4 separate regions of the Homo sapiens genome follow, and regions 2, 3 and 4 are each linked to region 1. The links are chromatin contacts, found by Hi-C in ENCODE. All regions are on one chromosome and are shown on one strand. The core of a region is the stretch at or near the end of the contact, and the rest is flanking DNA. Distances in the headings are between cores, read along the strand shown.

Region 1 (3,095 bases), core at 322-2,821:
ACAAATTTTATTTTCACTTTGCAACTAAGAAGCAGCATAAACAGACTGCAAGTTTCTTGTACTAATCAAACAGGCTGAGCAGCTATCACTATATCCCTAGCTTTTGTAGTCCACTCACTCTCCATCATGATACTAGGTCCCCACGGTAGTAACATTCTTTAAAATCAAACTAAACTACCTGTTTACATTATCTCATAAACGAGAAGAGTCAAGGTAAGTATTTTAGAAGAAGACTGGAAGTGTGTGCACAGACAAGAATAAATTACTTTAAATATATATTTAAACACACACACTTCACACACAAAATTAACCCTCACTTTGGCCTGGGAAATTCATTTCACAAAGGAGTCTAATTTCTAGCGGGTGTTTAAAATAAACAAGCGCATAATGCAAAAACAGATGGAAACACTAAAAATGAGGCTCTCACTAAGGCAGAATACCACACTAAACGGACACAAGGAAAGCTCGGTCCTTCACCACCTAGGCAGCGTAGGGCCCTGTTCAGCCCGGTCTTTTGCAGGTCTGAGACGTTGCACCGCACGCCCTGGTTTTTCTTTAAAATTCGGCAATTCACTCTGACCCACATATCCTAAAGTCTTGAAAATGTTACACATTCCTAGGTCAGGCTGTTAACTGCAACCACACAAGCAACTGTTTGAGTTACTTTGCACTTGAGTTTCCTTTTTGTTATCCGCCGAACCCAGGCGAGAGAGAGCCGGCGTCCGGGTCCTAGGGCCGGAAGGGGGAGAGCAGAAAGCACCACGGGTGAAGCCAGGAATTGAGGCTGGGGAAGCAAGGAAGCGGGCGTCCCCGGTCACAGCGCCCTGCCTTCACGTGCGAGGCAGCATGCAACACGCGGGGGATTTCTGGGGCCTTCGTCATAAACCCAGGGGGGCAAAGGACAGGGATGGGACCCAGCCCAGGAAGGCGTCGTCTCGCCTCCTCGCCCCGCGCGGCTAAAGCCGGACCGTGCGGGGCCAGGGGTAGAGAACGGCCCCTCGCCGGGACTTGAACGCCAGACCCACGGAGCCCACGGCAAGTCCGCTCCGCTCGGAAAATATAGACCTTTTCATCCCGCACTCATGACCCTCTCCTTTCCCCCAAAATATAAACAACTCGAGGGCGGAGGCCAGGGAACTGCCGCCCGGCTTTACGTAACTTGACCCACAGGCGGGCGGCGGCAGGTGGCTGCACCCGGCGAGCAAGGTGCTCGAAGCCCCGAGAACGCAGGACGCCGCTCGGGCAGCGAGACGGCCGGGAAGCACGAGAGGCCGGGGAGCGGCGGCGGCGGCCTCCTTACCTTTCCAGATGCCCAGAGAGAGCTGGGACGTGTCCAAGTCCACCACATAGTCCCCCAAGAACCGGTTCAACACGTCCACGACCACCGACTCGAAAACCATGTTCCTCAGCCGTGGTGGGCACGGCAGCCGGCCCGTGCGCTCCTCCTCCCGCCGCCTTCCCCACGCCCCTCCCTCGAGGTAATTCGGTTCACCGGCTCCGGGGCGGCTTCAGCTGCGGCGCCCCCGCTGGCCCAACGCGCAGCCCTAGCGAGCCCAGCGAGAGACGGAGGCGGTCGCTCTCACGACGCGTGCGCAAGTCTGCGCGCGGCTGGAGGCGGAGCGCGGCGCAGACCTGGGCGCGCAGCCCTGAGAGGGAGGAAAGGCGGCTGCGCGGCCGCGGCTCTGGAGGGTGCCCTTTTCGCGCCGAGCCCGGCTCCTCTTTCCTGTCGGCCCCGCCTCCTCCCCATCGCCTGGCAACGGGACACCGGTCTGGAGCTACCGGATTTTTTCCGACCCCGCCCCCTCCTGCAGATCAGCGTCCCCAGCGGCCCCCCAGGGCGGGGCGGTTACGCCCGACGGGAACGCCCCTCCCCCTAGAAGGTGGTGGCCGCTTCCACGCGTATGACAGGGCTCGCCCCTGAGTAAGGGTGGGCGGATCCCAGCCCCGTCGCCAGAAGCTTCAAGGGGGCTGTCCCAGGGAGCATCTCCCCTCATCATTACAGGGTGGGAGGGTCCAGCCAGCCTGGGTGTCTTGGTGCCTGTAACCTCCCCGCCTGGTCCTCCGACCGCCTGGCTCTCAGGAGGAGTTAACTTCCTGCTGCGAGTCGAGGATGGAGTTACATAGTCCCTGCCCTGCATCTGAGATGAGCACCCATTTTTGGTCAAGTCATTTATACGGAGCTGTCTTTCATTCCAAAGAGTAACACGCTTCCCTGCAGATAAGAGTTGGAGTCAGCCGGTCTGGAAACTGCTGAACACCCTCCAAGAAATACTGGGAGTGCTGGACCCTTGACCCCTATGCCTCCACCGAACCACTGACCTAAAATAAATTACAATTACAGATCTTTCGACCTGTTTGGTCTTACTTAGAAGTAATCCCAAAGGCCTGAGGTCACAGAGATGCTAAATGTGAGGTTTAGAGAACTGTAATTAATCATCTGCAGGACCGAAAAAGTGTACATTGAGCGTTTTCTCTTTACACGTTAAATGAATAATGATGGATTTCTATTAATTCCTGTGTCATTTTACTACTTTTTGTGCATAGTCACCGACTTTTCAAAATTAAATGTTTAGGGTGTGCCTTTGCAAGTAGAATGCCTGACAAAAACTGTAAGTTTTTACCTGAGTTTATGAATGTTTTTCATATAATTTTATATTTGAAGGACCTTTATGAGGTCTCCAACCTCCTAGTCTTAAATATAATGAAGCTGAAGTGTTAGGGATGTGTGCAAGGTCATACAACCAATGTTCTGTGGAAGAACTGGAACTTGGCCCTTCTGATTGGCTACCACCCCACCTGCTTCTCTCTCATTCAGCTAACAGTCTGCTTCAGAATACCTGCACGGAGAAACGAATAGAGGCTAAAATGCCTAGGAAGGGGAAGAGCTCTACATAATGAGGCATTTTGCCATTGCACTATTAATAAGAAGCCAGATACACAGTAGCTGCAAAATTCCGCTGTTATATCTAGCGCTGCAAATTCAAAGTTACAAGAATTTCCAGAACTCCAAAAATCCATCTTAAGTATCTTGCAAACGTTTTCATATTAGTTTTCTACGATCTAGGAAAATTTTGTGGAAGTGAGGAAGGGGAAGG
Region 2 (3,095 bases), core at 377-2,876, 1.3 Mb after region 1:
AGTACTTCCAAATCTGTTACGCTTCCAATCATCCTCATAGCATCACCTTAGTTTATGGGCATTTCTCCCTAGCAGGAGAGCTCTGCCAAAAGCCCGAGAGCGGCACCCCACAAAAACCCCGCGCCCCTGCTGCCTGCCCAACTCTCGCCCCACGGCGCAACCTCCCGGCCCGGCACCTTCCGTCCCGGGGTAAGACTCCTCGTTTTCCCGGAGCGGAACCCAGCCAGCCGGTTTCGGAAGTTTCCCACCTCCCCACTACAACTCCCTTCCGGGAGCCCCCACGCGGACCTCGCTTAAGGCGAGAAAGCCTAGAGGTCTCCCCTAAATCTGCACTCACACCGGGGCCGGCCCCCTCTTCCCTCCCCCTCCTTTCTCCTCCCTTCCAGCTCCAGTCCCCGCGCCTCCGGAGTCTCCAGCGCCAGAGGTTCTCTCGCCCAAGAGGAAACTTCTTTCTGGGCTAAATTCAGGTCCGAGCAGGAAAGGCTTTCCCTTCCCCGCAGGCATCAGAGGCGCGCTCACCCCCTATCCCCCAAAAGACCTAATTTCCCCCTCTCCCCACGATCACCCTCTCTGAGACTGCCTCAGATTACTAGTGCTACTCGACTTTTCAGGTCAAAAGGTCCAGCCGTCTCTGAAGCCACCACGGGGGCACTCTGGATTTTTCCCGAGACCCTACCAGTCCCGCGTGGCTTGGAAAAGACAAGTAAACAAAACACGGACCCGGCAACTCTGGGGTGTGTGTGTGTGTGTGTGTGTGTGTGTGTGTGCGTACGCGCGCGCGCGCAGGAGACAGAGCATCGCCCAAGAGTTAGGGCAACAGCTGCTAGAGCACATCTGGAAGAGGGGGAGGGGGTTCCACGCAGAGGGGACAAGAAGCCCCCAGTGGCTTCAGGGCCGAGGGCTGGGCTAGCCTGTAGTTCGTTACCTGTCCTATGTTGATGAATCCGTACTTGCTGGCGATACGGTTGGCCTCCGGGAAGCCCCCGGCGATTTTGACTGCCCAGTGGTTGGTGTAGACGCGCGTCCGACACACGGGGAGCAGGCAGCCCCCGAGCAGCGCCAGCACGCACAGCAGGTCCAAACGTCCCGGGCAGCAGCAGCGGCTCCCCCAGCCCATGGTCCCGGCGCCTCGCTGCTCCCTCGCTCGCTGGCTGGTTCCGCGCACTAAGGGCGCGCACAACTAACTTCTCCGGCCTGCGCCGCCCGGCGAGCAGCCCCGGGCCGCCGCAGCTCGCAGCCCCGGGCGATCGGCAGGAGGCGGCTAGCCCCGGCAGGGAGCAGAGCAGCGAGCCTTACGCCGGCTCCTAGACCATCCCTGGGGCTGCCGGGACCTGTGCTCCCAGCTCTCCGGCCCGTGGGGCGCTCGGCGATGCTCCCCGGCTCGGACGCAGGAGGAGGCTGAGTGGGGCGGGCGTCCTCCGCAGTTGGGTTTCGCCCGGCTTGGCTCCCGGACTCTCCGACTCGGTCTCGCTCCTCCCGGGGCCCCCGAGCGCGGCGGAGATGACCAGCGGGAGCGGTACAGGCAGCGACCGGGCGCCCCCTCTGCTGGCCCGGGCTCCAAACGCTCGCTTGCTCGCTCCCAGCGCTCCCTCCGGCTCCGAGCAGCGCGCGAGGATTCTGAGTGGCAATGGCAGCAGCTCCTGCTCTGCATAAATGACTTCCCCCGCCCCCCTTAACACCCCTCCTTTCCCACATCGCCCTCCTCCTCTCCCTCCTCCGCCCTCTTGAAAGCGGCCGCAGCCAGGCGCTGACGAGGTCCTAGCGCCTCCGGGTTCGCCCAGCTGTAACCTCCAGGGTTCCGGGCAGTAAAGGCAAGTCTTTCCAAAGGACTGAGAAGAGCGCTCCGAGATCGTGGTTTTACTCCCTTCTCTTCCCTCCCTGCTGGATTTGTATGAATTTACCGCCACTTCCCGAAAGACTAAAGAAATTTACACGCCGGTGCGAATTAACCGCCCTGAAGATTCATTCATCCTCGTTCTAAACGTCCTTAAATAACTAGGCATTTAAGGAGGTCACTTACGTGTCAATTGCCGAACAAATAACTCGAGATTTTCACTTCGTTAATTCTTCATGCTTTTCAGCAGCTGTTTATTTTACACTTTCTGCTCCCGGGAGAAGCTACCACACAGGACAGTAAGTCGCATCGACTCCTAGAATTGGCTCGAAAGCCAAGTCTGTTGCCTGCTCACTTTCGAAATCTGCGATACTAGGCAACGCCACGGGAGAGTACAATTCCGGCCTTGGAAGTGAGGAAAGATGTTTCTATGAATATTTGGTGTGCTAGTGGATGGACATGTTGGGCCAAGGAAATAACTCCATTCATTTGTTGGATTGCGTCTGACGAGGGCTTCTTTTTCTCCACCAAGGGAAAAGTTTCCCAACTTTTCCAAGCACAGTCCTGTAACAGTGAAAGACTTTAATATGAAAAAGACCACAGAGGAAGTTCAGATGAGATATGTGGCGGCGTCACCTTCATTACTCTATCATGCACTGTGACTGCAGCAGGCAGGAGGGAGCTCAAATTAACCCTCTTCTCGCTTCTCCTTTACAACCTCCCTGCCTTCCTGGAGCGGGGGTGGGGCACAGGGTGATTTACTGTGACAAGAAAAATTATCCCGTATGAAATAATTCAACTGACTTTAAAAGTATTCACTATATCCCTAACTGTCCTCCTTTCTCTCCTCCTACCATGCCCTATTTCTTTCTTCCTGTTAATTTAAATGTGTTTGAGATTAATTAACTCATCCCACCTATAGCTTTTGGTACTGATTTTTTAAAATCTGAAAGATACCTGCAGACTTAAAATTCCACTAGTACCTTTGAGCATAGCATTTGACATTTTACATATTGTATAAGGTATGCTATATTATTTAATCTTGAAAACAAACCCACAAAATAACATCATCCCCACATTATAGCTGAAGAAATAGAAGATCAGAAGAACTAAAACATGTGCAGAAGTGTATGTATTTTATTCGTTTATTTATTTGACTGATTCAACACATCTGTTTTGAGCACCTAGCATGTGCAATGAATTGTGCTGTACACTGGAGAAAGGGGAAGGGGGAGGCACAAAAAATTAGTGGAATTCAGAA
Region 3 (3,095 bases), core at 233-2,732, 1.1 Mb before region 1:
TCAGCTTGCATACTCTCTCCTATTTCCAAAACTTTTGCACAAACTGTTCCTTCCTGTTACCTAGCTAGCGTCTATAGGAAGCTGCCTCCATTATGTAGAAAATGCTAAGTGCTCAAAGGAATAACAGCATTTTGTCATATATCATAGTTGACCTAACATATTTTCCGAATAATCAGAGAGTCTGGATCCCTAATTATACCACTATACATTTACAAATGGCTTGTATTTGTAAAGCACTTTACAAACTTCTTATATACACCTTAAAAAATGAAGACAGGCCGGGCGCGGTGGCTCATGCCTGTAATCCCAGCACTTTGGAAGGCCGAAGCGGGCGGATCACCTGAGGTCAGGAGTTCGAGACCAGCCTGGCTAACATGGTGAAACCCCATCTCTACTAAAAATACAAAAATTAGCCGGGCATGGTGGCGCGCGCCTGTAATCCCAGCTACTCGGGAGGTTGAGGCAGGAGAATCACTTGAACCCGGGAGGCGGAGGTTGCAGTGAGCCGAGATCTTGCCACTGCATTCCAGCCTGGGCGACAGAGTGAAACAGTGTCTCAAAAAAAAAAAAAAAAAAAAAAAAAAAAAGACAAAGGCTGACATGTATTAATTTCCTACCTGCTTAGTTCTCTATCAGGCAAATCAAAGTCATTCAATAAAATAGGTAACATCTGTCAAATGTTTAATGATGTCCCAAACTGTGCTAAGAGCTCTGCAGGCATCAGCAGCGCAGGGAATCCTTGCGAAGGCGCACATAACCTGGGTCTCGTTATTAAGCCCATGTTACGGATGAGCACACTGAAGCCCTAGAGACCTTAAGCCACTCACCTAGCTCGTGAGTGTCCAGGCCGCACACCCCTTCTATTGCACACATACCCCGACAATGGACACCACTCACCTAAAAACCCACTTCGCCGCACCGACTGAGGGGCCCTGGAGGCGGGAACTACAAACCTGTGTCCCCCAGCCAGGGCTGGAAGAAGCTCTTGATGGAGACCAAGGGCAGGTCTTTATTGATCTTGAGGGTGCTCAGCAGAGGCGCCCAGTCCACCCCGCGGAGGCGGTCGGCGTTGAAATCCAGCACGCCCTCCCGGAGACAGGCGCGCACGGCGGGCAGCGGCACCGAGTTCTGCAGCGCGCACAGGTACTCGTAGTGGGAGAAGAAGTCCGCCGCGCTGTCGCGGCGCAGCTTCACGGAGTCGATCATGGCCCGAGGGCGGCCTCGGGGGATGCCCGCCGCGGAGACGCCGCCCGCGCCCACCCAAGAACGCTGAGTCGCAACCCGGCCGCTCCGGCACCCACGGCCAGGCGATAGCGGCAGCCCCGCACCGGGCTCAGGAGCGGTGATTCGGTCGGAAGACGCAAGGCCAGAGCCCCAAGCTAGGCCGGCCCCTCAACGCCCCACTCCCGCGCTGCCTCCCGCCCTGCGGCCCAAGCAGTTGGCGCCCGCCTCATAGTCCTCTGAGGCGCCGGGATTCAAGCCGGTGGGCGGTGCCGTGGAACGGTGCGCCAAGACGTCAACGTGCTCGCTGTGCGTCGGCACGCAGGTCCCGCCTCCTGAGGACGGGTGAGTTCGCTGCTACCTGAGATAGTGGTCGGGAGAGTTTGAGGGTTTGCGAAAGAGTTTACTGATCGATCCGAATAAAAGTGAAATGTGTGGTCGGGCGCGGTGGCCCACGCCTGTAATCCCAGCACTGTGTGAGGCGGGGGCGAGCGGATCACCTGGGGTCAGGAGTTCGAGACCAGCCTGGCCAACATGGCGAAACCCCGTCTCAATTAAAAATACAAACATTAGCCGGGCATGGTGGCGGGCGCCTGTAATCCCAGCTACTCGCCTGTAATCCCAGCTGAGGAAGGAAAATCGCTAGAACCCGGGAGGCGGAGGCTGCAGTGAGCCGAGATCTTGCCATTGCACTCCAGCCTGGGCGACAAGAGCGAAACTCCGTCTCAAAAAAAGAAAGAAAATAAAAAGTGAAATGTGGATGTAACAACGCACTTTTAAAAAAAGTCTAAACATCTGAGGAATGTGTCTGTGCTTGCAGTGTCCAGCCAGCACAGAGACTGCACTCAAGGGATGTGGGAACGGCTGATTGAACGTGAACTGCGGTCATTAAATCTTTTATGTCTGTGTTAATATCTACAAATAAGCCTTAATTTCTGTAGTTTCTGCATATCTCACACGGTTCCTGGCAAATTGAAGAGTGTTTCATGAATTCAGGACTTTATTGTGTTTGCTGTGAATCAGTTTGTTTTGTACTGACGATGATGTTGGCTAACTCCCTTGTAACTAGTACTTATTTGAAATAATGTCCTCGGGATTATTTTAAGCAATGTTTAAGTATGAAATCATTTCATTCTCCTAACATCTCAAGGAATATACTATTATATTCTACTTTACAAAAGGGGAAACTGAGGAACGGGGAAGTTAAGTGGAAGCTAAGTGGAAGAATCCAGATAATTGACCTCTCCTTCTATTGGTATGCAATTGCTAGAGCAATGATAGTCCTCCGGTAGAGCCTTAGACATTGTGTTTATTGCATTCCTGTTCCACCCACTGCATTCCGGATACTCCAACTTACTTCCAACACACATATGCAGGCGTCTCTAAAATTCCGGAGATATGGTCACCAATTATTTTTATGTGCGACATGCTCAAATCTTAATATAGTAAACGCTTGTATATTCATAAACCAGCTTAATAAATGAAACATTACCATTCCTGTTGAAGAGCTTTGTGTAACCACCTTCCCAATCACGACTACTCTCTGACTCTGAGATAACTGCTCTTCTGAACTTGGTATTCATCGTTGCAATGTATGTCTTTATATTTCTGCTACATATGTAAGTAAGCAGTATATAACATTCTATATTTTCTTTTCCTACTTTACTTATCGTTACCTTTACTAGGTCCATCCGTGTTGACATATAGAGATATTCATTTATTTTCCCTGTTGTTATATGGGAGTTCCATGTAGAAACATACAGTAATGTGTCTGTTTTTCTGTTGATGGTAATTTAAATTGTTTCCAACTTTACGATTTCTTTGTTGCTCTATCCATTTTCTTTCTAGTCTCCAGCATCAATTAATGTAGTGTC
Region 4 (3,095 bases), core at 446-2,945, 1.0 Mb before region 1:
TTGCATTTCTTCATAGTGTCGATGGTCTTTACATTTTGGCATGTTTTTGCAGTGGCTGGTACTGGTTTTTCCTTTCCATATTTCAGTGCTTCCTTCAGGAACTCTTGTAAGGCAGGCCTGGTGGTGACAAAATCTCTCAGCATTTGCTTGTCTGTAAAGGATTTTATTTCTTCTTCGCTTATGAAGCTTAGTTTGGCTGGATATGAAATTCTGGATTGAAAATTCTTTTCTTTAAGAATGTTGAATATTGGCCCCCACTCTCTTCTGGCTTGTAGGGTTTTTGCCAAGAGATCTGCTGTTAGTCTGATGGGCTTCCCTTTGTGGGTAACCCAACCTTTCTCTCTGGCTGCCCTTAACATTTTTTCCTTCATTTCAACCTTAGTGAATCTGATGATTTTGTGTCTTGGGGTTACTCTTCTCAAGGAGTATCTTTGTGCTGTTCTCTGTATTTCCTGAATTTGAATGTTGGCCTGTCTTGCTAGGTTGAGGAAGTTCTAGATAATATCCTGATATGTGTTTTTCACTTGGTTCCATTCTCCCTGTCATTTTCAGGTACACCAATTAGAGATAGATTTGATCTTTTCACATAATCCCATATTCTTGCAGGCTTTATTCGTTCCTTTGCATTCTTTTTTCTCTAATCTTGTCTTCACATTTTATTTCATTAAGTTGATCTTCAATCTCCGATATCCTTTCTTCTGTTTGATTGATTCGTCTATTGACACTTGTGTATGCTTCATGAAGTTCTCATGCTGTGTTTTTCAGCTCCATCAGGTCATTTATGTTCTCCCGTGAACTGCTTATTCTAGTTAGCAGTTCCTATAACCTTTTATCAAGGTTCTTAGTTTCCTTGCATTGGGTTAGAACATGCTCCTTTAGTTCAGAAGAGTTTGTTATTACCCACCTTCTGAAGCCTACTTCTGTCAATTCGTCAGACTCATTCTCCGTCCAATTTTGTTCCCTCACTGGCAAGGAGTTGTGATCCTTTGGAGGAGAAGAGACATTCCGGTTTTTGGAATTTTCAGCATTTTTGCACTGTTTTTTTTCTCATCTTCATGGATTTATCTACCTTTGGTCTTTGCTGTTGGGGTTCAGATGGGGTTTTTGTGTGGGCATCCTTTTTGTTGATGTTATTGCCTTCTGTTTGTTAGTTTTCCTTCTAACAGTTAGGCCCCTCTTCTGCAGGTCTGCTGGAGTTTGTTGGAGGTCCACGCCAGACCCTGTTTGCCTGGGTATCACCAGCGGAGGCTGCAGAACAGCAATGATTGCAGAACAGCAAAGATTGTCTGTTCCTTCCTCTGGAAGCTTCATCCCAGAGGGGCATCCGCCAGATGCCAGCCAGAGCTCTCCTGTATGAGGTGTCTGTCGACCCCTGCTGGGAGGTGTCTCTTACTCAGGAGGCACGGAGGTCAGGGACCCACTTGAGGAGGCAGTCTGTCCCTTAGCAGAGCTCGAGGGCTGTGCTGGGAGATCCGCTGCTCTCTGCAGAGCCGACAGGCAGGAACGTTTAAGTCTGCTGAAGCTGTGCCCATAGCCGCCCCTTCCCCCAGGTGCTCTGTCCCAGGGAGATGCTGCCTTTCTTTCAGAGATGCCCTGCCCAGAGAGGAGGAATCTAGAGAGACAGTCTGGCTACTGCAGCTTTGCCATGCTGCGGTGGGCTCCGCCCAGTTCGAACTTCCTGTAGGCTTTGTTTACACTGTGAGGGGAAAACCGCCTACTCAAACCTCAGTAATGGTGAACGCTCCTCCCCGCACCAAGCTCAAGCATCCCAGGTTGACTTCAGACTGCTGTGCTGGCAGTGAGAATTTCAAGCCAGTGGATCTTAGCTTGCTAGGCTCCGTGGGGGTGGTATCCACTGAGCAAGACCACTTGGCTCACTGGCTTTAGCCCCCTTTCCAGGGGAATGAACGGTTCTGTCTTGCTGGCATTCCAGGTGCCACTGGGGTATGAAAAAAAACTCCTGCAGCTAGCTTGGTATCTGCCCAAATGGCTGCCCAGCTTTGTGCTTGAAACCCAGGGCCCTGGTGGTGTAGGCACCCAAGGGAACCTCCTGGTCTGCAGGTTGCGAAGACTATGGGAAAAGCATAGTATCTGGGCCAGATAGCACTTACAGCACAGTCCCTCACAGCTTCCCTTGGCTAGGGGAGGTAGTTCCCTGACACCTTGCTCTTCCCAGGTGAGGTGACGCCCCACCCTGCTTCTGCTCACCCTCCGTGGGCTGTACCCACTGTCTAACCAGTCCCAGTGAGATGAACCGGGTACCTCAGTTGGAAATGCAGAAATCGCTCACCTTCTGCGTTGGTCTTGCTGGGAGCTGCAGACTGGATCTCTTCCTATTTGACTATCTTGCCAGCCCTCCCCCGGTAAATAGTTCTTTACCTCACTATTCCCCTCATCTTTTCTTGGGTCTAGGATCTACAAGGAAGCTACAAACATATCCCCTCTACTGTTGGCATTAACCATGAAAAAGGATTGAGGATGACTACATGGCCAAGGTCTGGAATTTCTTCTAGGGTATATCACTCTGCTTATTTTGGAGGAGGTTATATTTCTCCCATAATCTATTTTACACCCTCTCCTTTGTAGATACAATAGGGTATTTATTTTCATTGTATTAATGCATTCAGTTTACATATGCTTAAATTTAAACAACTTCAACTTTAATGGAGAATGATCATGGTGAGGTAGTGTTTTCCATAATTCATCTTTTGTTTTCAACAAAAATAGCAAAAACAAACAAACAAAAAAAAAAACCCTCATTTCCAAACATTTACTGAAATAACTCTTTGCACAGGATTCTATTTGAACAAACCAATTCCTTTTGGACTTCGACAGGTGATAATGTTGTGAAGAAACAATTGTGTATGTCAGTGCATATCTCTGCAAAAGGCAATATGCTACAAGCTGCAGAGTATTCAAGGATGTTTGCTGCCTTGATGACCTTCGAATCTTGTAATGGAGAAGAGATAATACAAAAACAAAACACAAAGCAGAGGGAGGTAAATGACATAAGGAAGATATATGTAAAGAACTTTGGGAGTTCCAAGGAAGATGAACCTCAAATTCCAAGCCTCACTCACAGAAGCTTATTTAGA

Evidence for each region. Hi-C counts contacts between places; a loop is a spot of excess contacts on that map. Pooled maps may share reads with other maps.
Region 2: a loop to region 1 is called in a map of CD8-positive, alpha-beta T cell, with 22 times the contacts of the local background. The contact joins the promoter of PCSK5 here to the promoter of VPS13A in region 1. A Hi-C loop is called at or near these places in 6 of 168 maps with a recorded cell type or tissue (CD4-positive, alpha-beta memory T cell, CD8-positive, alpha-beta T cell, ascending aorta and 1 more) and 13 of 50 pooled maps.
Region 3: a map of B cell shows a loop between it and region 1 (22-fold over the local background). The contact joins the promoter of CEP78 here to the promoter of VPS13A in region 1. A Hi-C loop is called at or near these places in 11 of 168 maps with a recorded cell type or tissue (B cell, CD4-positive, alpha-beta T cell, CD4-positive, alpha-beta memory T cell and 6 more), 13 of 37 single-sample maps with no recorded cell type and 25 of 50 pooled maps.
Region 4: a pooled map shows a loop between it and region 1 (5-fold over the local background). The contact joins the enhancer-like site here to the promoter of VPS13A in region 1. A Hi-C loop is called at or near these places in 3 of 168 maps with a recorded cell type or tissue (B cell, CD4-positive, alpha-beta memory T cell and naive thymus-derived CD4-positive, alpha-beta T cell) and 8 of 50 pooled maps.

The regions. Positions count from the first base shown.
Region 1 is chr9:77,176,010-77,179,104 of GRCh38, reverse strand. VPS13A (vacuolar protein sorting 13 homolog A) reads right to left here and starts at 1,571. Exons shown (of 72, transcript NM_033305.3): 1 at 1,301-1,571. The coding sequence starts at 1,400. VPS13A-AS1 (VPS13A antisense RNA 1) reads left to right here and starts at 1,188. Exons shown (of 2, transcript NR_026668.2): 1 at 1,188-1,478; 2 at 2,199-2,349. RefSeq lists silencers at 406-575, 1,558-1,852, 1,614-1,943 and an enhancer at 1,558-1,852.
Region 2 is chr9:75,889,204-75,892,298 of GRCh38, reverse strand. It overlaps PCSK5 (proprotein convertase subtilisin/kexin type 5), which reads right to left and starts at 1,626. Exons shown (of 38, transcript NM_001372043.1): 1 at 926-1,626. The coding sequence starts at 1,117.
Region 3 is chr9:78,234,462-78,237,556 of GRCh38, reverse strand. It overlaps CEP78 (centrosomal protein 78), which reads right to left and starts at 1,482. Exons shown (of 17, transcript NM_001330691.3): 1 at 954-1,482. The coding sequence starts at 1,206. RefSeq lists a silencer at 1,089-1,458 and an enhancer at 1,084-1,753.
Region 4 is chr9:78,199,916-78,203,010 of GRCh38, reverse strand. No RefSeq gene overlaps it. Among named protein-coding and RNA genes, the nearest start is that of CEP78, 35 kb to the left of the region's middle. Within about 2 kb of position 1,695, at least 6 of the 41 ENCODE cell types and tissues checked have a DNase peak (open chromatin) inside an H3K27ac peak, as active enhancers do; they include B cell, where a contact is called at or near this core.